Regions from separate parts of the Mus musculus genome. Here all the other regions are linked to region 2. Evidence: chromatin loops called from intact Hi-C (ENCODE). Cell type or tissue: heart. All regions are shown on one strand.

Evidence for each region. A loop is a pair of places that touch in the nucleus more often than their neighbours do. Peaks named below come from ENCODE experiments on the same cell type or tissue, not always from the same donor. Only the 100,000 strongest peaks of a DNase experiment are listed, where the experiment ranks them.
Region 1: it touches region 2 in a loop (2.3-fold over the local background); 2 of 42 quality-filtered maps call a loop at or near these places.
Region 3: it touches region 2 in a loop (10-fold over the local background); 15 of 42 quality-filtered maps call a loop at or near these places.

Annotation. Positions count from the first base shown.
Region 1 is chr10:86,301,622-86,304,121 of GRCm38, reverse strand. All of the region lies in intron 6 of Syn3 (synapsin III), which reads left to right. The region is part of intron 1 of Timp3 (tissue inhibitor of metalloproteinase 3); the gene reads right to left. Among named protein-coding and RNA genes, the nearest start is that of Timp3, 2.5 kb to the right of the region's middle. In heart, a CTCF peak has its summit at 1,213 (motif pointing left); DNase peaks (open chromatin) are centred at 431, 1,191, 1,841, 1,911 and 1 weaker place; H3K4me3 peaks cover 1,898 bases; H3K27ac peaks cover 1,489 bases.
Region 2 is chr10:86,704,299-86,706,798 of GRCm38, reverse strand. It overlaps Hsp90b1 (heat shock protein 90, beta (Grp94), member 1), which reads left to right and starts at 1,355. Exons shown (of 18, transcript NM_011631.1): 1 at 1,355-1,492; 2 at 2,403-2,500. The coding sequence starts at 1,444. It overlaps Ttc41 (tetratricopeptide repeat domain 41), which reads right to left and starts at 988. Exons shown (of 16, transcript NM_001003910.2): 1 at 782-988. In heart, no CTCF peak of the experiment used is centred here; DNase peaks (open chromatin) are centred at 458 and 1,088; H3K4me3 peaks cover 2,500 bases; H3K27ac peaks cover 2,500 bases.
Region 3 is chr10:86,778,401-86,780,900 of GRCm38, reverse strand. Nt5dc3 (5'-nucleotidase domain containing 3) reads right to left here and starts at 1,896. Exons shown (of 14, transcript NM_175331.3): 1 at 1,590-1,896. The coding sequence starts at 1,791. In heart, a CTCF peak has its summit at 1,346; DNase peaks (open chromatin) are centred at 1,950 and 2,120; H3K4me3 peaks cover 2,120 bases; H3K27ac peaks cover 1,773 bases.

The DNA of each region.
Region 1 (2,500 bases), 400 kb after region 2:
AGCCTCAGTATTTCCCATCTGAGAAATGGGTGCAATACCACTTAAGGTTGCTGGGGAGTTAAGATAGTACCTCTAACATGCTTGCACACCCATGCAAGTCTGAATGCATCCGTCCCTTCTTTCCTCTTGCCTAACAGCAGTCTTCCTCTGGCCAGGATTCTCGAGATACTATTAGCATTGGTACACATGGACATGCACACATGCACGTACACGCACACCACCATCCCCACTAGGTGGTTGTCAATTCTCCAAAGTTCCATAATTTCATTTTCTTTGTGTCTGTCTGCCTGTAGGAGTGAGAGGGCATAGGTCACGTTTGTCTACAAATGGCTTCTTTGCTAAAACCACTTCAGATCTGATGCTGAAGGAACACGCCCCTGGCAGTGGTCCCTGTCAAAACAACTCAATGATATCAGGGCTATTCTCCAAGGTTGTCAGCTGCTCCTCCCAGACCCAGGGCTGACACCTCTCCACTCCCACCAATGCCACTGCCTAATTACTCCTTGTGAATGGAGACAGAGAGAAGGGGGTTTTCTCTACTACTCCCACCTCTGCCAAAACCACACACACACACACACACACACACACACACACACACACACACACACACACACACACACACCACCCCACTCCAGTTTTCAGAATGCTCTGAACATTTCCCATCCTTCCTGAACTAAGGTGGCCAGAACAAAGTCTGCCTGGCCAAGCCTGCCTCTTTCATTCCCAGTGCCCTCCCCGCTGCTTCTTCAGTCAAGGTTTTGAAGGAGGAGCAAGGACTGGAAGGAGAAGGCCCCAGGTGAGGCGACTGCTGCCAAGTCTCTTTCTTTGCCCCACAGTGTATCTGATAAGCGTCTGTGTAGTTTATTCTTCTAAACACTTTAATAGGGTACAGGGCCTGCAGTTGCCATAGAAACACCTTTTAACTCCTCCTCATCCAGAAGGTTGTGCCAGTCCCATGGGTTTTGGAGAAAAAAAAGAGAAAAGAGACACCCGTGGATAAAGAAACAGGGAGAGGGAAGGCCATTTTGGTGTGGTGATGGGGGCTTACCAGGGGCCCAGCTAGGCATGCTGTGCCCTTGCCTGGCAGCATGGCATCTGGCCAGAGTGAGAATGCTTGAAGGTTCTGGAAGAGGAAGGAGGCAGACGGGCTTGAGCACACTTTCCGAGCTCCAGTTTCCCGAGGACAGTTGGGAGCCATCTACTGGTGGCAACAGGCAGGGTGCCTGCTGCTGTCAGGCGGCAGCAGGTCAACAAGCCAGCAGGCCCACACCCACACCTCCCATTTTTAAAAGCATTATCTCATCTCTTGTGCAGTGCACCAAACTGAGGGTTAGTGAGCCTGGATCCCTGCCAGAGCAAGGATCTCTCTCTCTCTCTCTCTCTCTCTCTCTCTCTCTCTCTCTCTCTCTCTCTGTTCTGGGTTTGGCATATTTCTTGGTAATTTGACTTTGTTCTAGGAAGCATATTAAGAGGAAGGAAAAAAAAAAGCTGTTTCTTGAATAAACCCATAGAAATTACAAGAAACTTTGTCAGTCTGACCCACAGTAGGACCCCAGGAGTGCCCACTGGGAACACGCTCATGTTGTCAAGGCCGAAACCTCTAATCTCTAGGTTAGAGATGAGAACCCTCTCTCCCTACTCACACTACCAAACCAAACTGAACACGCCTCGACCCACTGTGAAGCTGAAAAGAGCTTGGACCATAGACTGCACACCCAGATTCCTCCACCTGCTAGCTCACAGGCCAGCACCAGGCTCTAGGCTGAGCAAAAGCAGACAGCAGGAACTAGTAGAGAAAGTCATCGGCTACTGGGAGGAAAGACTAAGAGGAATCTGGGTGGGGGCCCTAATGAGAGAAGGGAGAAAACTTTCCCAGCCCTCCAGCAATCCAAAAAAGGATGCTTGCAAGCACTCCATAAAGCCAGGGGTTCTCCCCCAGGGACAGAGAAGGGTGGGTGTCTCTGGGTCCCAGGAAACCTTCAAGAAGGGTGACTGCAGGGTCACACAAACACCCTGGGCTGCCAAGTGGACTGACCTGACCACCAAAACCACCTCCCAGATTTCCCCCTAGGCCGACCCACCAGCAGTGCCTCTCCAACCTTGGTTTTCTTTCCTGCCAGGTCACCACCCCTCCCCCCGCCCCCCTCTCAACACAACACACTTGCAGAGTAGAATCCCTCACTCAAGACCCAGTGGAAATTTTCCATCTCCTTTATGACCATACTTAAAACACACACACTCCATTCTTTACTGACTCCACACTGGCTAAGGGCAGCCTCTTGTCCCACCCCTGCCCAGCAAACACACATTGGACCTGAGAGCTTTAAGGAGCTGGAGAAGAGAGTAGCCAGCTTCCACTTCCCCTGGAGCCCTCCAAACACTAATGTCCCCAACACTCCTCTGGATAGTGGGTTCTACTTCTTATCAAGTCCCTCTAATCAGCACAGTCTCTTTGAGACCATCACCACAAGCGATGAGACCTTTGGCAGCTTTGCTCTTT
Region 2 (2,500 bases):
GCGTGCTGGTGGAAAATTGGTTAAAATGAGGCTAAAGAGCTTAGAAAACATTTCGGAACGTACAAGCTGGCCTTAGGGACTTCCCTCACCAGAAAGAGCCTCTTTTGCTATCTTTCGGAAGGCGGAAAGGTGTTTCTATGAAGTTACAAAGCCACAATCCAGGCTGTTTTGCAAGCTCTGCGGCTTTTGCTTTCAAGTATCTGCATAAGTTCTTTCCTGTTCTATGCTAGCCTGGACTTCACCACCGCGCTCTCTGGCTGATTCACAAAAGAGGCTCTAGATTGCCCAGTCATTCTTTGATATTTATGGGGATGTCAAAGGAACTTGGGTCCTTGTTTCCTTCGGGGTTGGAGAGCCCCTGCCACCCTCTACTGCAAACCAAACCAGAGAGGACAGGAAATGCGAGCAGCGCAACGCCAAGTGTAACTGAAGGCTCTAGGGACCCTGAGTGACGCGCAAGAAAGCGGACGTGGAAACCCGGGTGCTACCACCAGCCCAGAATCCAGGGCTGACCCTCTGACACGGTGAGACTAGGGCTACGCGGGGCTGCTTTTCAGGTCCGCCTCTGAAAACTGTGTGCATTAGAGTCCTAGAACAAGCACAGATCTATTCTGCAATCTGAATGAGGTGGAAATCCTATAATCACTCAGAGACATTTCCCGCGGACACAAGATTGGAGTAAGCAAGGGCCAAGCTACGCAACTGGCTTAGATGCCAGAGACTACAATTCCCAGCATTCATGAGATTAGTGCGTTGCATGCCGGAAACTGTAGTTTCTCACCACCATCCAAACGCATTCCGGATATTCAACCCCTCACAAATTTCTCTTTTGCGAAAAGAAACGCCCAAAAGAAAGGTGACGGCGAACGTAGCGCTGAAAGGACTCGTAACGTGACCCGCGTCGTAGACGAGAAAAGGGTAAAGGACGCATTGTCTTGGCTACCGTTTCCCCTAGTCACGGACTAAACGTTCGCTAGAAGCCGGAAGTGGTTCCCCGGGACCTCTAGGAATGGACAGACGTGCTATGCGCCTACGTTCATTGGACGGTTTTCCTCAGGGACCAAGGCTTCCCAGGCCAAAGGGTGGCCCGGTGTGTGAGGGCCCGCGGAGCCATCTGATTGGAGGAAAGCCGCTGGACAAGCCCAATCGCAAGGAGCCACGCTTCGGGCATCGGGCACCGCACCTGGACAGTTCCGATTGGCGGGCTGCGGTCCCCCCCCATGCGTCTCCATTGGGTGCAGAGAGTGCGTGGTGAGGCACGATTGGTGAGTTCGTGTTTCCCGTCCCCCGCCCGCAAGCAGTGGGGTGAAAAGCGGCCCGACCTGCGCGCGGCTTAGTGGGCGGACCGCGCTGCTGGAGGTGTGAGGAGCTTAGACTCGGGATTGGGGGGGTGGAGGCGGCTCCTGAGACCGAAAAGGACTTGCGACTCGCCGGCCACGCACCATGAGGGTCCTGTGGGTGTTGGGCCTCTGCTGTGTCCTGCTGACCTTCGGTGAGTGACCGGGCGGCAGTGGGCGCCCTCCCCTTCCTGTGTGGCCGCTTCTCGAACGTTCTTGGGGCGTTGAACCTGGGTTGGGGACGCCGGGTGGCCTACAGGGGTTTCAGGGACCATCTCGTTCCCTCGAAGGAGACTTGGGTGATGATGCTTTCCCTGAGGCCTCTGGGAAAAGGCGACTTGGAGACCGGGCATTTAAATAAATACCCTGCGGATGGTGCTAGAGCGCTCCCCGAAGTCTCGCTGACGGGGCGCGGTCTCTCGGACTCTACTCCCGGGGGAAGCCTTCCTGGAACCCCTCCCTAAGGACTTTTGTGATCAGGTCCGACCTTTGGCCACCAGAGCCTGAGGACCCCCAGCCCCTGCCCTCTACTCCCGGAGCGCGTTTCTGTTTTCTAACGCCCGACTCGCGAGCGTGGGCCCTCGGGCCAGCGTCGTGGCGGTGGCCCAATATCTGATTCCGATGTGCTTCAAGAGCTGTCCTTGACATGTCTTCCCCTTTGGGCCGGATTTCAGTTCCCCTCAACAGAAGTTGCACAAACCCTGTTTGCATTCTGACCTGTGATAACTAAGTGAGGCCCAAGTTTTGGCTTGGCCAGTGTAGAGACCTCCTCTCAGCTGTGCGCAACACGTGTGGGTGTAGACGGGGGCCTCTCTCACTGCCTAGGATAGACACACGTGATGGCTGCCTGGCCTTCCAGAGTCAACGGGGGTCTTGAGCATTCATATTTAAACTTTAGCGTGCAAACTTACCTTGACATTGGTTATTGACGTCAGTACATAATTCTTCCATCTCAACAGCTTGTATTTACTTACTGAATTGTGTTAACTCTTGCCCCCGTTGATATGGCTTTTTATGCGAAGGAGAGGAAGCAATAGTGTGGAGAGTTGTAACCTTTCTCCCCAGGGTTCGTCAGAGCTGATGATGAAGTCGACGTGGATGGCACAGTGGAAGAGGACCTGGGTAAAAGCCGAGAAGGCTCAAGGACAGATGATGAAGTTGTG
Region 3 (2,500 bases), 74 kb before region 2:
GTACATACCAAAACACTGAGTCATTTAACCATAGCTCACTCCTCAAGAGGACATGTGTGAATTGTCCCAATCCCACAGCCAAATGGGTTTAAATATTGTATAGGGGTTTCTGTATTTCATTCTCTCCATACATGTCAGTAAAGTTTTTAACCAAAAATACAGAATAGCCTGGCATAGTGGCACACACCTTTAATCCCAGGATTCCAGGAGAGAGACATGAGATCTCTCTGAGTTCGAGGCCACCCAGGTCTACAGAGTGAGTTCCAGGACTACAGAGAAAAATCCTGTCTTAAAAAAAACAAAAAACAAAAACAAAAAAAACCAAAACAAAACAAAACAAAAGAAAAGAAAAACAAAAGACAGGAGTAGTGAGTGGTTCGTGTCTATAACTCCAGCACTTGAAAGACTGAGGCAGGAGGATTGCTTCAAGTTTAAGGTTACCTTAAAACCCTGTCTCAAAAAGACCAAAAAGAAAGAGGAAACTAAGCAAGAGAGAAGAGCTGACAGGGCCCTGACAGGACACACGTTTGCCTGGAATGGTGGTTCCCGCCCGCCTGGAAGGATAGAACACACAGGAGACTCATGACTTTAAGGCCTGGAATACACAACCCATCTCAAAACACTTGCCTGGCCAAAACCAATAAGCCACTCTTTCAAAGAAGTCTCCATTGCTTACACCTCGGAATGTGTTGTGAAGATATTCCAGGTGGGTTTTGTTTCACTTGAACAGGCATGTGGCCAAAGATGCAAATGGAAATCCTACAAAAACGTTCCCTCACCAACCCCCTTCCTCATGTAGCACCCTCCCCAAACCACCCCCTCCCCAAATCCCAGTGTCCTCTGACAGCTTCAGTGTCTGTGCTTCACTGGCCCTTTACTCCAGGTTCCAAACGTTTGACTGCAAGAAGCACAAAGCAACACACAGGACAATGGATTCCCGACCCTGAGTCAAAATCAGTTTTTGCTTAGGCCCCTTGCTCGCCCTTCCCGTCTACATAATGGACATGACCCCCTCCTCCGGAGGCTATGGGCGATTCAGAGTCGACATCAATACCTGATACTATTATAATCTGGTTCCTCTTTCCATTCCTTCTCCGATTCCCTAACCGCCCAGCCAAGCTCTTTCTCAGTTCACCTGACCACAAGTATTCCTCTTCTCCTCGCAGAGGGCGGTGGATAACCAGACCACCCTCCCCTTTCAAACAGCACATTTTATCTACTCCACCCTGCAAAAGGGAGACCGGCTCATCCTCCTGACCCAGTCGCCTGCGCTGGAGCCTGTCTAGGACAGCGCGGCAGCAAGCTGGGCTGCTACTACCATTCCCAGGGTGAATGACACCTAACGGTGTTTGGGGGAATGTCTTCCTACCGACGCCCTTGGAACTCTCGCAGCGGCCCAGAGCACTTGCGATGTACACTCCAGATTTAACAATCCCCAGGTATGAAATAGCTTCCCCGGCGGGGGAAAGCCAAAAAAGAGTTGCGAAGTTTTAGAGTCGCCTTCCCCGCGGGGGCCGCGCGACAGAGGCAGGGTGCGGGGGACCCGAGGGGTCCTCGAGTGGGCGGCGCAAGCTGGGACACGCACTCACCGTCCGTGCTCCTCTTCGCCTCGTGGTAGCGCGCCCACAGGTAGCTTTTCATGTCCACGGCAGCCGGGGCAGCCGGGGCAGAGCACAGGCGCCGAGCGCAGCCCGAGCGCGGTCGTTCTCGAGCCACGGCCCCGCCGCAACTCCGCAGCCCTGCCGCCGCCCTCGCCCCGGCCCCGCGGGCCGCCGCTGCCACCGTGGCCATGCTGCCTCTAAGCTGCCAGTGGCACGGATGGCCAGCGTCGCGAGGCTCCGGGACGCACGCCGGCAGTTCCTACGTCTGAGCAAGTGCCGGCGCGGCCCAAGAACCACCCACGGTGGGGCGGAGCCGGGGGCGAGGCTGGGGAGGTGGGCGGGTTCTAGAGGGAAGCAGGAGGCGGGGTCAAGGATTAGGCTAGGAGCTGCGGGATGGGTGGGGCCTGAGCTGGGTCAGGGGCGGGGCCTGGTTGGAAAGAGGAATGCCCCGGCTGAGTAAAGAATAGGGTCTAGAGAGAGAATGAGTTGGACCATCTCGATTGCGTCAGAGGCAGAGTCAGGGACCGAACCTGGGGAGACAGAGCCGGGGGCCTAGGCCAGTTAGAGGCTGGGTCAGGTGTGGGCCTGTGGAAATGGAGTGGGACGGAGTCTGGGTTGAGTCAAAGGCGGAGTCAAGGGCGAGGCCTTAGAGAAAGCGGGTTGGGCGTGGCCGGAGCTGCCAGGGCTCAGCGCCCGGTCGGCTGCGGTCACTTCCTGACCCGCGAGGCAGGAGGGGGCGGAGGGTGGTTGAAGTCACACGGGCTAGGATGACTCATCTCCGACCCTATCGCTGCCAGCAAGACTCTGCTCTACCTTCCTCTTGCCTTCCGTGGCGGGCCCCAATTCTGATTGCACTGATGAGTGTACGCACTATCCATCTCTGATCCCAGTCTCTGGAA